Linked DNA regions of Homo sapiens: all the other regions are linked to region 1. The links are chromatin contacts, found by Hi-C or POLR2A ChIA-PET in ENCODE. All regions are on one chromosome and are shown on one strand. The core of a region is the stretch at or near the end of the contact, and the rest is flanking DNA. Distances in the headings are between cores, read along the strand shown.

Region 1 (2,700 bases), core at 79-2,578:
TGATTATGAACATTTCCATGAAAAGTTGAGTATCAAGCTTTGGGGGGCAATATCCCCTATAATAACAGCACTCTTTCTCTAGGGAAATAAGATTTCACAGATGCATACCCTAGGAATTTAAATGTGAAAACCAGTTTTGTTATTTCTCAGTTATTTACTTTGTTCCACAGACATCTCAAATGTCAAGTGCAGAAAAACTAAAATTTATTCAGCTAAAAGCCCATTATGTTGGCCATTAATTGAAGCTGAAAAGCAAAAATATACTATGATCTACGATGGTTAGCAAAAGCGTAACTTCTAATTATTTAAGTTAATTATTCTTATGGTAGAAAATTACATGTTCATTAATCTTATGCTGTGTATATAGCACAGTGGCAAAGGGGAAAAATGACTTATCTAGTCAAAACCTAAGTTACATTGTGTCTGAAGAACCTACCCATTTTGGAATTTAGAAATGACCATAATAGGCCCAAAGGATTCCTCTTTGGCGAGGTACATGTAGTCTTCCACATCTGTGAACACGGTCGGCTCCATGAAAAAGCCTTTTTGGAAAAAACAAAGAAAAAATGTCAACTGTAGGTTAAGTCATTTTCAATTAATAGTCCTCTCACTTAATTACATTATAATTTTTTCTTTCCCTCTGGCCCAGTAAAACCAAGAAGAGTTGCATTTCTCTATTTGGTGTTGGCATGCCCAGGTTCTTATTTTTTAATGTCTTTATTATGAAAATGTCAAACCTATGTAAAGGTAGAGAAAACAGTATAATGAATGGTAAAATAAATATCCATATTTTGCTGTATTTATCTTTTCCTCATTGAAATATTTTAAAGCAAATTCCAGATATCATAATTTTAACACCTCAGTATTTCAGTACACATCTGTAAAAAATAAGGATATTTTCTTATATAACCACTATACAGTGTCATGCTTAACAAAATTAGTAAGTATTCTTTATTCAGAGTTTATATTTTAATTTCCTTAATGTCTAGAAATTAGCTTTTTCACAGTTGGTTTGTTTGATTTAGGATTCAAATTCTTCTACACATTGTATTTGGTGTTTAGATTTCTTAAGGATCTTTTACTCTAAAACATTTCCCCATTTTGTCTTCCCCTTATTTTTTATGCTATCGTCATGTTAAAGAGACTGGGTCAGTTGTTTATACATTATCTTTCTTTCTGGTTAATCATTGCTTCCTTTGGATGATATTTGTTTCTCTATCTCTTGTATTTCTTCTTTTTCCCAGTGACTTTTATTGTGGTAAAATACACATAACTGAAATTTACCATCACAACCATCTTTAAGTGTACAGCTCAGTGTTATGAGATTCATAATATGCAACCTTCACCACCATCCATTTTCATTAACTATTTTCAGCTTATAAAACTGAAACTCTATACCCACTAAAAAATAACTTCCTGTTCCTTCCTCCCTCCCTACTGCAGTTCTTATGAATAGAAAGCTTGGCTTAAAGGTATAATTAGATTCAGCTTAAGCTTTTTTGGCAGGAACACTTCATAGGTGATACTGTGTATTACACGTTTTATTCCATCAGGAGACACATATTATCCAGTTGTCTCCCCTTCTTTGTTTTATTTTGTTTTGTTTTGTTTGAGACAGAGTCTCAGTCTGTTGCCCAAGTTGGAGTGCAGTGGCTTGATCTCAGCTCACTGCAGCCTCCTCCGCTCACGTTAACCTGCCTCCTAGGTTAAAGTGATTCTTGTGCCTCAGCCTCCCCAGTAGCAGGTGCGTGCCACCACACTGGGCTAATTTTTGGTAGAGATGAAGTTTCACCATGTTGGCCAGGCTGGTCTTAAACTGTCGCTGTCCATTCCAACTGAAGAAGGCGGGCACCCGGTAAACCCCCACAGAGGTGATCTTACCTGGCCTTTGGACTTGTCTTCCCCCGTACACCAAAGTGGCCCCTTCTTTCACTCCAGTTTCACAGTATTGCAGCAGCTTTTCCAGATGAGCCTTATGATTTTGGGGCCCATGATCAGTGGATCTGTCAAGTGGATCACCAATTTTCATCTTTTTAATTTCTTCTACCTGTATGTTACCCAGTCCATAAAAACACAATTCACTGTTAATAATAATGGAGTTTCTACCAAGTGGTAGGTGTTATACTAAGGTGTTTATAGATGTATTGTCATTTAGTCTTTACAATAGCACCGGAGGTAGGTGGTTGGTTTTTTTTTTTTTTTCCTTTTTGGAGACAGGGTCTTAGTCACTCTGTCGTCCATGCTGGATCACAGTGGCATGGCATGGCTCACTGCAACCTCGAACTTCTTTTTTTTTTTTTTTTTTTTTGAGGTGGAGTCTTATTTTGTTGCCCAGGCTGGAGTACAATGGTGTGATCTTGGCTCACTGCAACCTCTGCCTCCCGGGTTCAAGCTGTTCTCATGTCTCAGCCTCCTGAGTAGCTGGGATTACAGGCGCCTGCCACTGCGTCCGGCTATTCTCATGTCTTAGCCTCCCAAGTAGCTGGGATTACAGGTGTCTGCCACCACGCTCGGCTAATTTTTGTATTTTTAGTAGAGATGGGGTTTCTCCATGTTGGTCAGGTTGGTCTCGAACTCCTGACCTCAGGCAATCCACCCGCATCAGCCTCCCAAAGTGCTGGGATTACAGGCGTGAGCCACCGCGCCCAGCTGCAACCTCGAACTTCTAAGCTCAAGTGATCCTCCCGCCTCAGCTTCTCA
Region 2 (2,700 bases), core at 23-2,522, 300 kb after region 1:
CCACACCCAATTAATCTTTGTATTTTTAGTAGAGACAGGGTTTCACCATGTTAGGCTGGTCTCGAACTCCTGACCTCGTGATCCGCCCGTGTCAGCCTCCCAAAGTGCTAGTTTACAGGTGTAAGCTACCATGCCTGGCCTTAGGCAAGTCTTTTAACTAGCATCCCAGCATCCTCTGGGACTCTATGGCACCTGTATTCCTCTGTTAACATTCCTTCTATATTGTAATTAATTTATTTTAATCTATCTGCCTGGTTAGACTGTCTCCCACATATTTGTATCCCCGGAACTTAACAAAGGACTTGGCACAGGCTAGGCTCCCTACAAATATTAAGTGAATTTAAAATGGAGCTTTAATTCCTGGCTTGAAGTCACCTCACAAAACATTTAGTGAGTCTGTATTACAAGCCAGGAGGACGCTATGAAAAATCAGATAGTCTTTCCCTTTAAGGAATTTGTATTCATTTCTATTAGAGTTAATAATAATAATGATAATAGCTGATATTTACTAAAGATAGGGAACTTTGTTAGGTACTTTATATGTACCTGAGTTACTGTCATTTTATAGGTGAAACAAGGGATGTACCCAATGGGTTAAGTTACTTTCCTGAGGTCACGCAGCTATCACGGGGCAGAACGAAGACTTTAACTCAGACAGTCTGACTGCAGTAACGCTGGCCCAACTATCATGTTGAAACGTACAGCACCGTGCCCATCCACAGTTCTCTCATTTATCAGAGAGGAGGTCCTGAATCCAAGTTATTGAAATCGTTGCAGACATTTGTTTTAAAGAGGAATAGGTCAAGATGACCAATCTGGGGAAGAACTTTTGCCAGGCAGTGCGTATGGGGAACAGAGCTGCGTTGGCCTTCTGTTAAAGCAGCTGGGGATTTCGGTTTTGGCTTCAGACCTGCACAACATTCAGTCAATAGCATTTATTGGGCGTCCACTGTGCAGGGTGCCCCCTGCTACTTCCTCTCCTCCCCACATCCTGGGGCAGGGAGGGGAAGTGAGGAAAGAAAAGCAAAGACAAGGCGAGGAGGATGCTGAGGGTGGGCAGGTGGGCACCCCCACCCCGCTGCGCCGGCCACGCCCCTTGCCGCTCCCTCGCCCCGGGGCCCACTTTAAACTCCCGCCCCTCGTAATAACGACCAATGGCCGACCGCGAAGCGCGCAGGAGGCTGGGGATTGGCCAGTGCCGAGGTTGCTGGGGCGACGGGTGGGTCCGGCGGGTCCCCGGGCGGGGCGGGGCCGGGGCGAGGGGTGCCGGGTGGTTTCCGCCCGGCAGCCCGCAGCCCGCTGCGCCCCGGGCCGCGTCTCCCGGCGGTGGGAGGGGGCGGCCCCCACTCGGTTCCTGGCCCCTCGCGGCCCCGTCAGCCTCCCGCTCGGGGTGCGCCGCCCTTCGTCTGGGTCTCCGCCCCCAGGACCCGCGGCCGAGAGCTCCGGAGCGCGGCTTCCCCGGCCGGCTGCGCGATGGGCTGCGGGAACTCCACCGCCACCAGCGCGGGCGCGGGCCAAGGTGAGTCCGGCGGGAGGCGGGGGCCGGCGGGGGCGGGCGGGAGAGGCGGCGGGAAGGAAGGGTGCAGGGATCTTGGGTGGGGGGCGCGCAGCCCCCTCTCCCCGTCCCCATTTTCGGGACAGGAGCAGACCGCCCGTTTCTGGAAAGACCGAAAGCGTGGCAAGTCCCCCGCGCGGGGGCGGTTGCGCCTGGAGCAGTCGAGCCTGCGGGGCGTCTCTGCCGAGGGAGCGCGGGGAGGACTGTCGCGGGCTCCCCTGCAGCCGCCGGGGCTCACCTGCAGCTGGCGGGTCTCAGGGCTCTCCTGGGGGAGAGGATTCCCGGACGTGGTCCCCGGCCGCTCCCCCACCTCCCACACTTGCTCCTCCAGGCCTCTCCCCCATCTCCTCGGAACCAAGGCGCTGCACCTGGAAAAGTGCAGCAGAGCAAGACAGGACTTTTCGGGCAGTGGTGGTGGGGCAGGAAGCGGGGAAGGGTGGGAGTGGGGTTGGGGAGAACTAGAAGCAGAGCTGCAAAAACGCATCTGTGTCTGCCTTGATGCCGAAGACCGGCTGGGCTGCTCTTAGGATTTCTCTGAGAAGCTGCAGCAGTAAGGATGTTTTACATATGTGAGACAGAGCTTTATTATTAACAGTCTGTTAAGATACTTTTCATTAAACACACACACACACACACACACACACACACACAAATAGAAACTTCTTTTTATACCACTTCATGTTGATTGGCAGGCAAGGTCTTCTAGCTTCCCCGGGCCAGCCAGGCTTTGTGTCAAGTGACTTTTGCCAAAACTCACCCTTCTATTTCACCCTGCCTATGTCTCGGGATTTAAGGTACCCTGGATCTGTTTTGAGTAATAACTGCTGACCTATTTCAGTGTCCTTTTGGATAAAGAGCTCCTATCTCCTCCAATTGAAGTCAACCAGATGCCACATCCTAGCCTAACCAGCAAATGCAAACAGCAGTCAGAGGCTGCGGTATTTCCTAGGCGGCTGTGGAGGCCCTGGCAATGACTTTGTAACCTTGGGCCTGTCACATCCCTTAACCCAGACGCCGGTAAAAAATGGAGTTTAAGACTCAATTTGAGTCTTGAATTAAATCCTGTCCTGGTGACAATGCAGAGAGCCACAGGAGAGCGAACTTTTTAGATTCATTTAACAGTGGGGAAGGTTAGTGTAGCACCT
Region 3 (2,700 bases), core at 194-2,693, 450 kb before region 1:
AAATTTATCCCTATTTATTTATTTGAACCACAACTTCTTGTAGTTTTTCAGACTTTGAGAAAGCTGGTTATGATTTGATGTAGTGGCCAAACATTGTCGAGTGACTGGAAACCGTTGATTTAAAGGAACACTGCCTGGGATTTCTGGCCTCAGTGAGGGCTGAGGCAGTTATTTGGTGGGCAGGAGGGTGGGGAGGGTCTTTCTGGGTACTGCTGAAGACCCACTACCTCTGTCTAACCTGACAGAGACTTCCCCAGCTGTTCATGACATCCAGGGCAGTGACCTTGGCTGTGTGAGGAGTGGCTCGGGCACAGGTGGTCTCAAAGGGCCTGTTACCCTGGAGCTGCCTCCCTGCATCTTAGCAAGCCTCAGAAGGCACAGGGCATTTTGATGCTGTGGCACTTTGCCATTTGAATTTGAGGAGATTTGTCTTGGCTTGGAAAACAAAGCATTCAACTTGTAGCAAACTAAAAGAAAAAGGAAGAGAAGTTGAGAACAAACACTCCATCCAGGAGTTTGGGCTTTGAGATGGGGATGGGGATGGGACGGAGGGAGGTGGAAAGGAAGTAAGGGATGCACTACGTCATTATCGTCAGCATCATCATTCTATCCTTATTTCATCCAGTCTAAGAAGACTATGGTTGTAGGATGCATCCTTATTTGCGAGAAATTGAAATATGGAAATGTGCGCCTGAGAGTTGTGGCAGCCAATGCACTCAGTGCTTTCCGCTCATGTCCTCCTCTTAATAACTTTATCAGGCAGGTTCTCTCATTATTTCCATCTTATTGGTGAGCAAACTGAGATGCAGGGGGTTAAGAAGCTTGCAGAAGATCACTCTGCTGGCCAGTGGAGGGGCCAGGATTTGAGGCAGGAATTCTAACACCCTTAGAGCCTACCCTTGGCTACAGTGCTCTGCTCCTGAGCAATGAAATCAGCGTTGGGGTAGTCATGTGTGTGTGCGTGTGTTTGTGCTTGAAGACTTTGATGTCAGCATTTTGACCAGATGTGTCAGACAGATATGTTGCCCCTGCCCCATCACCTTTACTGAGTTACTTAAACCCCAGGCCCCTGTTTTCATGTTATTATCTTTACTAAGGGATGCAACTGGAGTTTAAGTTCTTTCTGTGCATTTCACGTCCCCTCTGCACGCCCTTCTCATGGGGCCAATCACTGTTGGGAACACTCAGAGATAATAAACATTTCCCTGCTGTATCATCCTAGAGGATCTGTCATTTATTAACTGTGTACCGTTGGCAAGAACCTCTCTGCACTTGTTTCCTCATCTGTATGATAGAAATAATACATCTCGGGATGGTAGTGAGGAAGGGAGGGTTATATAAAATGACTTCCACTGAAGTGCCTGCCTGGCATTCAGCATTGTATAGAGCCGGAACTCCAAATGTCTTCTGCTTGTACCTGTTTTCCTTCTCCCCAAGTCACCCAGCTCACAGGTGGCCGCAAGCTCTGAACTGGAACTGTTTCTAACACATCTGGCTGCTTCCCCTAGAGACAGACATGCAAATAGCTTCATATCCTCTTGTAGCTGTAACCATTTGCAGACACCTTATTGTCTTACAGCTTTTTAATTTGCCTGCACAAATAGACCTGCCTGGCCAACTTGGAGGGAATTTTAATATCTAAGTGCGGCCACATACATATGTGTTGTATACTGGGGCCATGCCTTCCTGCTTATCAAGGCAACAGAAATCTTGTACATGGTTTTCTTACTTTCTGGATAAAGATGGGACCTTGTCTCTCCATTTTGTCATAACACTTTTTTATCTTTACTTTAAGATGAAACCCTCCTTAAAATTGTGAGTGTTTCCCTGGATTTCCCTGGGGAGAAACCACTACAGTGGCTTTGATTCTTTTTCCCCTCCTTGGGATCATTCTGATCCCATTCCATATCTTTGGAGGGTCTATGGAATGGGGCTCAGCTTTGCATCTTGGATTCACAAGAAGGGAAGCAGGGAGTGAGGGAGATTGGGGGACCGTGGGCGTGTTTCATCAGATGCAGCTCCAATGGCCTTTTCCCTCTGACCATATTTCAACAACCACACTTGACACACAGCCTAGCCTCCCCCAAAGCTCACGTGTGCACCCTCTGCCCCTGTCTGGGGCCTCCCCTATTCATTTTCAGATCGATTCTGACACCTGCTTTTATCTCCCTTACCCCTTCAGCACTTCTTGATGGCAGCAACTTAAGTTATACTTAAGCATCCTATATTCCTAAAATATGCAGAAATTAAACAAATGCCTTGTGCTCTCAGTTTTCAAAGATCTCTCTCTTTTTTTTGAGGATGGAGTCTCACTCTGTCGCCCAGGCTGGAGTGTAGTGGCGAGATCTCAGCTCACTGCAACCTCTGCCTCCTGGGTTCAAGCAAGTCTCCTGCCTCAGCCTTCTGAGTAGCTGGGATTACAGGCACCTGCCACCACACCCAGCTAATTTTTGTATTTTTAGTAGAGATGGGGTTTCACCATGTTAACCGGGCTGGTCCCAAACTCCCGACCTCAAGTGATCCGCCCTCCTCGGCCTCCCAAAGTGCTGGGATTACAGGCGTGAGCCACCGCACCCCGTCCAAAGATCCCTTGAGTAAAAATATTCACATCAGTGGCTGCAGATAGATAATTGTTTGGTTTTTGTTGGGGAAATTCCAACTCTTTGTTTAGAACTTGCCTGATTTTCAGTAGCATCTCTA

What was found. A loop is a pair of places that touch in the nucleus more often than their neighbours do. ChIA-PET counts read pairs that join two places held with the same protein, here RNA polymerase II (POLR2A). Pooled maps may share reads with other maps.
Region 2: a map with no recorded cell type shows a loop between it and region 1 (4-fold over the local background). The contact joins the promoter of C12orf75 here to the enhancer-like site in region 1. A Hi-C loop is called at or near these places in 2 of 37 single-sample maps with no recorded cell type and 4 of 50 pooled maps. POLR2A ChIA-PET finds 5 or more read pairs at or near these places in 1 of 52 experiments (AG04449).
Region 3: a loop to region 1 is called in a map with no recorded cell type, with 6 times the contacts of the local background. The contact joins two enhancer-like sites. A Hi-C loop is called at or near these places in 8 of 37 single-sample maps with no recorded cell type and 5 of 50 pooled maps.

What each region holds. Positions count from the first base shown.
Region 1 is chr12:105,029,888-105,032,587 of GRCh38, forward strand. ALDH1L2 (aldehyde dehydrogenase 1 family member L2) reads right to left here. Exons shown (of 23, transcript NM_001034173.4): 20 at 1,882-2,047; 21 at 437-542. Among named protein-coding and RNA genes, the nearest start is that of NOPCHAP1, 45 kb to the left of the region's middle. Within about 2 kb of position 1,329, at least 3 of the 41 ENCODE cell types and tissues checked have a DNase peak (open chromatin) inside an H3K27ac peak, as active enhancers do.
Region 2 is chr12:105,329,419-105,332,118 of GRCh38, forward strand. It overlaps C12orf75 (chromosome 12 open reading frame 75), which reads left to right and starts at 1,273. Exons shown (of 6, transcript NM_001145199.2): 1 at 1,273-1,519. The coding sequence starts at 1,474. RefSeq lists silencers at 909-1,568, 1,599-1,698 and an enhancer at 2,355-2,700.
Region 3 is chr12:104,581,433-104,584,132 of GRCh38, forward strand. All of the region lies in intron 1 of CHST11 (carbohydrate sulfotransferase 11), which reads left to right. Among named protein-coding and RNA genes, the nearest start is that of MIR3922, 8.8 kb to the right of the region's middle. RefSeq lists enhancers at 1,461-1,510, 2,337-2,406. Within about 2 kb of position 1,444, at least 2 of the 41 ENCODE cell types and tissues checked have a DNase peak (open chromatin) inside an H3K27ac peak, as active enhancers do.